Regions from separate parts of the Mus musculus genome. Here region 1 is linked to region 2. A link is a loop called in an ENCODE intact Hi-C map of the cell type or tissue named here. Cell type or tissue: left cerebral cortex. All regions are shown on one strand.

Region 1 (4,000 bases), 650 kb before region 2:
TACTCATGATATAAACCAAGGGAGTGGGAGATTTCAGCATCAGTTTACTGGGCATGGCCCAAGTTCTTATCCTTTGTCATTCAGCATGTAAGAAGGGAATCCACCCATGGCTCCAGCTGCACATGTGGCAGAGGATGGCCTAGTCAGCCATCAGTGGAAAGAGAGGCCCTTGGTCCTATGAAGGCTCTATGCACCAGTATAGGGGAATGCCAGGGCCAGGAAGCAGAAGTGGGTGGGTTGGTGAGCAGGTGGAGGGGGGAGGAGGGTAGGGGGTCTTCGGAGGGGAAAGCAGGAAAGGAGATAACATTTGAAATGTAAATAAAGAAAATATTTAATTTTTTTTTTTTTTTTAAAGAAGGGAATCCACCTTTTCATTCACCTGGCCTTGCAGAGGGATTCAGGAGAAGATCTAAATTACCCGCTAATTACCTTGTAATGCATCCAGATGTTTTATGGCTCTGTAGTTTTGCTGTTGAAGTAACTGTGAAATGAGAAGCACAGGCTTCACTAGAACCCATTGCTACATTCTAGGGTAAAGTCCTCCCATCAGAGGCACTCACTATCGTGTCTCCATCAGACTGCCCATCAAGCCTAGCAGAGGTGCAATCCTTTCTGTGATAATCAGCAGCGGCAGTGTCTACTCTTCCTGGGAGTGGTAGGAACCTCTTTGCCATCTGGCTAATGGACTGGCAGCCCACCTGCTCTGTCCACAGAATGCATTCTGGTCCTGCACTGGGAGGTCCTTTCCACTGGGAGGTCTAGTACAATGCAGCATTCAATATCAAAATGCATTAAAAACCTGGCCACTGAGCCCTTCGTGAGGTAGAGAAAAGGATGGAAGAGCCAGGCAGTGGTCGCTCAACCCTCTCTCCTGCTGTTCTCTCTCCCCTCAATGGCAGAAGAGAACATGAGGCCTGCGGATGGGACAGAGGCAGCAGGCATCCTCTTGGCAGAGGCTAGAGAGATACATGCATCAAGGGGCTCCCTTATCTGTTTCTGGAAAATCAAACAGCCCTGCAGGGTGGTGCCACAGGTTTTGAGCACGAGTTGCTGTTGTCAATGTAACAAGCTACCAAAAGCTATCTTATAACAGAACAAAATACCGGGTTTAAGTAGAGCAGAAGTCCAATGTGAGTATCCCGGGTGCTGACAAGGCATGTCCTTTCCAAGGCTCAGTCCTCCTCTTTTCCAACTTCGGTGGCCCTCTGACTTCCTTGTACATTGTGTCTTCCTCCATCTTCAAAGCACATGGGAGGCATCTCCAGTCTTTCAACATCCCCCCTCCCTTCTTCTTTCGGCACTTTTCATTATCCAGGGCCACATGGTTGCTACAGAACAATCCCCCATCACTAGGTGAACTGCAAGGAAACTGGGAGTCTCCTCTCTGAGCGATCCTAAGTGTTTCCCAGTCTTCAGATGAGGTTGGCGACATCGCTGAGAGGTTGGCTACATCTCTGCTTCCATGATCTCTGTACCTACTTTTCAGAGGAAGGGACCACAGAGCAGGGGATCTTACTCAGTTCACAGGTCTAACGGATATGGGATTAGGACTTAAAAGCTGGTGGGTCTGACCTGAGGCTGAAGAAAAGCTACCTGATCGGGCCGCACAGGAGAGAGAATTCGGGTACAGGTAGCCTTGGCTAACAATATCTTGTTCCCTACCTGGTAATAAAGACAAGCAAGAGCTCACTCAGCTTCAATTGCTGTGCAAATATTTTAGTCATTTATATTCAGGACAAATGTGGATTCACAGTGACATGCATTTCACTAAGTAGGATAAAAATCATCCTGAGGGTAAACACAGCTGCAGCTGGTGAAGGGGCTACTTCCTAGGCATTGTGTGGCCAAGACAGTGTGTACTGGGACTCCACATCACAAAGGGACCAGGTGGCCACTGAAAGGCACATGCTGGAACCCTCCCCAAATAACAAGGATGTGTTTCATTAGCCCAAGAAGAATCGGGTAGATGTGGGAGACGTTATGCTTAGCTGTGTCTGAGGGCCTGATGCTTACACATGAGCTGAGCCTGGTGTACCTTCCAATCATCCAGGCCTCTGCCCGATAGTTTTACAACAAAGGCAACAGGACCTTGTTTTCTAAGGTCAGTTCCAATGGCTATATTGGTCAATCTACATGACACCACCTAAGCATGGGGAGAAAGCCATGGTCTCTTGGGGGAGTCCCACATGGACTTTAGCAGGTGACAGAGGACAGAAGAATGTAGGTAGAGCTTGATAGGAGTCACTAGCTATGAAAGGAACAAGTCAAGTCAGGAGGACCTGACCCCAGAGTGGGTGGCCTTAGGATGCTGTCATAGCACTTTCGTCACAGCTGCATTTGGCCTCCATCCATCAGGAAAGGCTAATGTGCAGCTGAGGGGTAAGCCAGTGTTAGCCCTCTTCCTCAATACAAGAAGGAAGCTGTGTGACCTTCTGTTGTTCCCTTCAGCCCCTGCCCATTATATGGAACTGTACAACCCTCATTAGCATGCTTTCCCAAAGCCAAACTTCTACCCATTTCTCACTTAGCATAAGAGAGAAGGAGGGAAGACGGGAACTTAGTTCTTCTCTAAACCATTAAGTTTTTAAAAGTTGGAGCTAATCAAGCCCAGGTTTGACACTTGGTACTGCCTCAAATACTGAGAACAGGCCAATCAGGAAGCTGTGTGTCTTCTAAGGCTGTAGAATCCGAGCATAATGAAGATCCAGGTCAGGGGCTTTGGTCTACCCTAAGATAAAGCTGATGGCATTGACCTCACCAATGGGGTACAAGCATATGGTATGTTGTAGGCCCTGAAGTAAGAGGAGCGGACCAATTTGCAAGACCAGCCACCCATTTCTGGGCTAAGAAGAGGAAGCCTAGAAGGTTCAGTGTGGTGATATAGGATATAGGGATAGCACACACTTACTGAAACCTTTGGCAATGATCTTGGAGCTGTGTCTTCAAAGATCTTTCAAGAATGCTGAGTTTCCTCCACAAGTTCCAGCAGGGAACGTAGGTCAACCAAACAAAGCATTCCGTAGAATCCGTCTCCTGGGTGAGCAGGCTTCAGTCTCAGTCCCCACTCAGCCCATGCTCTTTCTTAGCATGAGCTTCTTTGCCATTGCGTTGAGCCCATAATTCAAATGTGCCCTAGGAGTACGGAGAAGACAGTGCCAGTACCTGTGGGTGTCTGACTGGACCTGCAGAGGACGTGCAGATGGAGCTGCTGTGCAGTGGACTTAGTATGACTGTGTCCTCCGTGGCTTTGTCTATGCTGAAAGCTAGTTTTCCACTCTGCTGGTAGTCATCTAATTCCATGATGGCCTCTGTTACTAAAGAACCCTGACTTTTCCTGGAGAGCCATAAAGAAAATGTACTTGTATCAGATAAGGTGCCGTCAGACAAAAGAAGACTGTCCAAGCCAGCTTGTGAGGCAATGCATTTACTGTGGTTGGTTAACTTACATGGTTAACTCAAAAGGCAACCAGACCAGCAGCCAGTCCTCTGGGCCACTTAAGGGCAGGTACACTGATGAAAGTCCTACTCCAGTTAATTGTTTATCTCTTATTTGATCTCATAAAGGAATGACCCCATGAAGATCTTATAAAGGTCTGCTGAGGGTCCCATGAGCCTTATAAGGCTTTCCCTCCACAGGAGAATTTGAATAGACTGAGGCTGGCTCATGAGCATGCTCACAGCTACTCTGCTTCATGATAGTGGTGGGAGTGGCCAGTGTGTAGGAAACTACTCCCTTCTAACTCTTTAATTTTTTCTACACCGTCTTTTATCATGTTCCTTGATATCCCTGAAGCCTTGGAGAGGGATTACACACACACACACACACACACACACACACACACACACACAGAAAGAGAGACAGAGGCAGAGACACAGACACAGACACAGACACAGACACACACACACACACACACACACACACACACACACACACGTGTGCGCGCGCGCACACACACACACAGAGAGAGAGAGAGAGAGAGAGAGAGAGAAAATGAAACCT
Region 2 (4,000 bases):
GGACCAGAGGGTCTCGGGGATATACACAGGATGGCACTAGGACTCAGAAAACCCTAAACAAATCATGCATACTGGACCTATATATGGCACCTACGTTCTGCCCCTTGGCCAGTACCTTTCTCCTCTCAACCTCAGGATCACCTCCAAACCAGAGATTACCTCCGTACCAGCCCATCAGTGCAAGCTCTTCCTTATAGCCTTCAGCCAACAGACTGTGTGGAGCTTTGCCTACTCTCTGCATTCCCTTCCAGGATGTCCTTGTTCCTCTGTGTGCTCCCAGCCCCAGCCCAAATGCACACACAGTCTGAACACTCAAGGACTATTAACTTAAACTGAATCTAGGATCTGTAGCCATTAAACCTAAAAGCCAGAGTGCTGTATTCCAGGGGTCCCCAAAGCCAGGCCCTGGGCTGCGTGGATCCTCTTCAGCATCTGTGTGCAGGCTCCTAACAGGAGCGGATGGCTACAGCTTGGCTGGTATCATTCAGTTACCCTCATCAGCCAAAGTGCTAAGTGTCATTTCCTAGTTCCACAAATGTGCTCAAAGTCTTCATTTGGAAAATTGAATTACGTTAAGAGATTCTGCTTCCACACAGCCAGAGATAGGAGTGGTACATATATATGTCAGCAACAAAATCAAATCGCATTCCCAAACGCCGGCTTGGGGAGTTTTAATGCTTTCTCCATAGTCTGCTTTCCTTCCAAAAAAATATTTCTCACACATTGGCTAAATATCATCTTAACTTCGAAGGTTTGGATTAAATGTATTGATTTTTGCAGAAATATATTCCAGGCATCATATTCCAAGACCCTCTTGTCATCATAGAAAAGAACGGAAATTTTAAAATACATTCTTTTATAAAAGAAAAATTATGTTTAGGCTAGATAAATCTTTTAACTGCAAAATATGCTCACAATGATATACCAGTCCATTGCAAAGTGCTGTAAAGTTTTTTTACTTTATTCCAAAGTTCTTGCTTTTATACAGTAAGTCAGTCCCATGACTGAGTTTCTGCCGGTACTTTGTACACTTCCAGGCGAGACTCTCGGGAGGCACATTCTGCTGTCTCTGTAACAGTCCAGACGTTCTTCTTTCTCACTGAAGCTTAAGCACCGGGGCTTTGGGCTGATCTTCCCAGGGTGTTGTCTTTATTGAGAGGCTATGTAAAGAACATGTGCTCTAATGGTTAATCTTGCTTGTCAGTTTGATAGGGTTTGGTCATTAACCTCTGAACATGTCTGCAAGAGATCTTCCAGATTGAGTTCATGTAAATAGGAAGAGCTACCCTAAATCTGAGTGACACCATTCTGAGCGCTGGGGTCTCTGGCTGAATAAAACAGAGTATTGCGACGGGCTGGAGAAATGGCTCAGTTGATAAGGGCACTTGCTGTTCCTCCAGAGGACCCGAGATAGGCGACAGTTTTAGGGAAAATAAGCCACACCTGTTCTCACACGGAGCCCTGCTTTGTGCCTGGTTGATGAGGATAAACTGGGGGCTAGGTGGATGCTTCAGCCTCCTGCTTTCCTGTGTGTCCAGCATCAAGCAGAGGTGGCAGGTCCCTGGAGGTGGTGTGTGCTGAAACTGTGTCTAGAGCGCCTCCTAGTGGGAACATGCAGCGTGATCGCTGACACACTGAGGATCTGGAGCCCGGCTTCCCTGAGCTCCAGAGCTGGATCAGCGCACCACTCCTAACCTAACCCTGAAGACTCAGAAGGGAAGGTGCCTGCTCTCCTCATAACTCAGGCTTTCTCGAAATTTGCATACTGTTTCTGAGGTCACATTTGTGAATTTAAAGAAAGGAAGAAAGGAAGAAGAGAAAGGAGGAGAGGAGAGGAGAGGAGAGGAGAGGAGAGGAGAGGAGAGGAGAGGAGAGGAGAGGAGAGGAGAGGAGAGGAGAGGAGAGGAGAGGAGAGGAGAGGAGAGGAGAGGAGTAAAGTTCTCCATAGCTTTTTAGTGTTTGTTCCGTTTCTGGTTTAGAAAAAACATATATATCGCTGAGGGTAAAACTCAGAGAGAGACGCAGCAAACAGCTCGCCACAGCCCAGTCCGCAAGGCGCTGTAGGAAAGTGCCAGAAGAATAAAGAGCCACAAGGCCAGGGCGTCCTCCTCCTGAAACCAGATCCAGTCCGATCCCAAGTTTGGCAGGAGCCAGTGGGGTGATTAGAAGGGAGAACGAACTGGGGACCTGTAACAGTTATTGATGTTGGAGAAAAAGGGCTACCCAGACCCAGCCGTGAGTATTGGAGGTAAAGAAGGATAATGCCAGCCCCTGAGACACCCTCCCAACAGTCACCATGCTGCGCACTTTCCCATCAAGGAACCATCCAACCTCTCTGTGACAGCAACGGCTCAAGGCGAGATGTGGAAATAAACAGCTCTCCATTGATAGTGGCCGCAAAGGAGATGCCCTGGGTCTAGCTCCTAGATGTATGAATGTGGGTGTGCTTAGAAAGAAGGGCCTTGCTCATCTAGCCACATTACAAAAGAACAGCCAGCCGGGCAGTAGTGGCACACGCCTTTAATCCCAGCGCTTGTGAGGTAGAAGCAGGCGGATTTCTGAGCTCGAGACCAGCCTGGTCTACAAAGTGACAGCCAGGGCTATACAGAGAAACCCTGGGCTGCAGAGAAACCTTGTCTTGAAAAAAACCAAAACAAACAAACAAACAAACAAAAGAACAGCCTGATTTAAGGTAGATGCTCTGCCCAGTGAATGGTGCCTTTATAAGACAAAGAATGCTAGGGCTGGCAAGATGCCTCAGTGGGTAAAAGCACTTGCCACAGACATCAGACCTGGAACTAGATCCCTAAAACCCATTTAAAAAAGCCAAATGTTGTGGTACACATCTATGACCTCAGTACTCCTAAGGCAATAAATGAGACAGAGGCAGGAGTACCATCCACAAGCTACAAACCAAGCTACCCTGGAGTATGCAATATGGCAGAAATTCCAACAAAGATGGACAGCCAAAGGTTGTTCTCTGACCTCTACATACTCCCACAATGCACATACATAGACACACACCGACTCACATACATACATACACACATGCATACATACACACATGTGCATACACACAAAAACAAATTTATAAACAAGAAAAACAAAATAAGGAGTGTAAGAGGAAGGAAAGGGCATTTTAGCAGATGGATATAATAGATGTATGAAGATAGAGGCAGACCAGAGAGGTTGAAATATAAGCCGAGGATTGTGGGTGGTAGCCAGAAGCTTCGAGAGCTGTGAAGCAGATTCTTCCCTAAACCCCAGAAGAAGCAGTCCTGCTGGCACCTTGACCTGGACTCTGCTGTGCAGAGCTGTGTGGCCGTGGGTCTCTGTGGTCTTACATCCCCTGGTCCTCGGCAATGTGTTGCAGTCACTCCAGGGAGCCTGGCAGGTTAAGAAGCAGAGCACTTGACAAGTGGAACTTTAACTAGACCCTGTCTTCCCGAGCAGGCTGTGTGGGAGCCTGTTGTCATGGAGAAGACAAGCAGGGCATTCCTGGACAGTGTGGTGATGGTTGACAGCTGGTGACCAGCCCTTTCATTTCTAGAAAGGCTAAGGAAGCTATTGGGGAACATCTGTCACATGAACAACTGTCACTGTACCTTGGTGGGTAACAGAAAGTACTGGGTAAGCTATCTGACTCCCTCTGCATCCTTCAGGGGAGGCACCTGCACTCCCTGGCCATCCCAGGAGCCTTCTTAAATCCTTCAGAACACCTTCCCAATACTCTTTCAGTCTTGAAGCAGCCCCAGCTGCTGCACAGAGGTGATTCCCAGGTGACATGTGCCAGTCTACTCTCATGGGAACCTAGCAACCTATGCTCATACCATCTAACCTGCAGCCTGATCTAGGTCAGCGATTAGCCCTGATTTGTCTCGAAGGGAAGGGTTGAACTCGGGGACTTGTGCATGCGACATGTATGCTCTCTCACTGACCTACATCCTTGTGTTCTGAGACACAGTTTTGCTATATAGAACCCAGCTTGTTCCATAGCCCA

The links. Hi-C counts contacts between places; a loop is a spot of excess contacts. Peaks named below come from ENCODE experiments on the same cell type or tissue, not always from the same donor. Only the 100,000 strongest peaks of a DNase experiment are listed, where the experiment ranks them.
Region 1: a loop joins it to region 2, with 4 times the contacts of the local background. A loop is called at or near these places in 4 of 42 quality-filtered maps.

Annotation. Positions count from the first base shown.
Region 1 is chr7:138,251,293-138,255,292 of GRCm38, reverse strand. The region is part of intron 7 of Tcerg1l (transcription elongation regulator 1-like); the gene reads left to right. Among named protein-coding and RNA genes, the nearest start is that of Gm51503, 29 kb to the right of the region's middle. In left cerebral cortex, no CTCF peak of the experiment used is centred here; a DNase peak (open chromatin) is centred at 1,819.
Region 2 is chr7:137,600,846-137,604,845 of GRCm38, reverse strand. No RefSeq gene overlaps it. Among named protein-coding and RNA genes, the nearest start is that of Gm51411, 51 kb to the left of the region's middle. In left cerebral cortex, a CTCF peak has its summit at 1,596 (motif pointing left); DNase peaks (open chromatin) are centred at 1,594 and 3,412.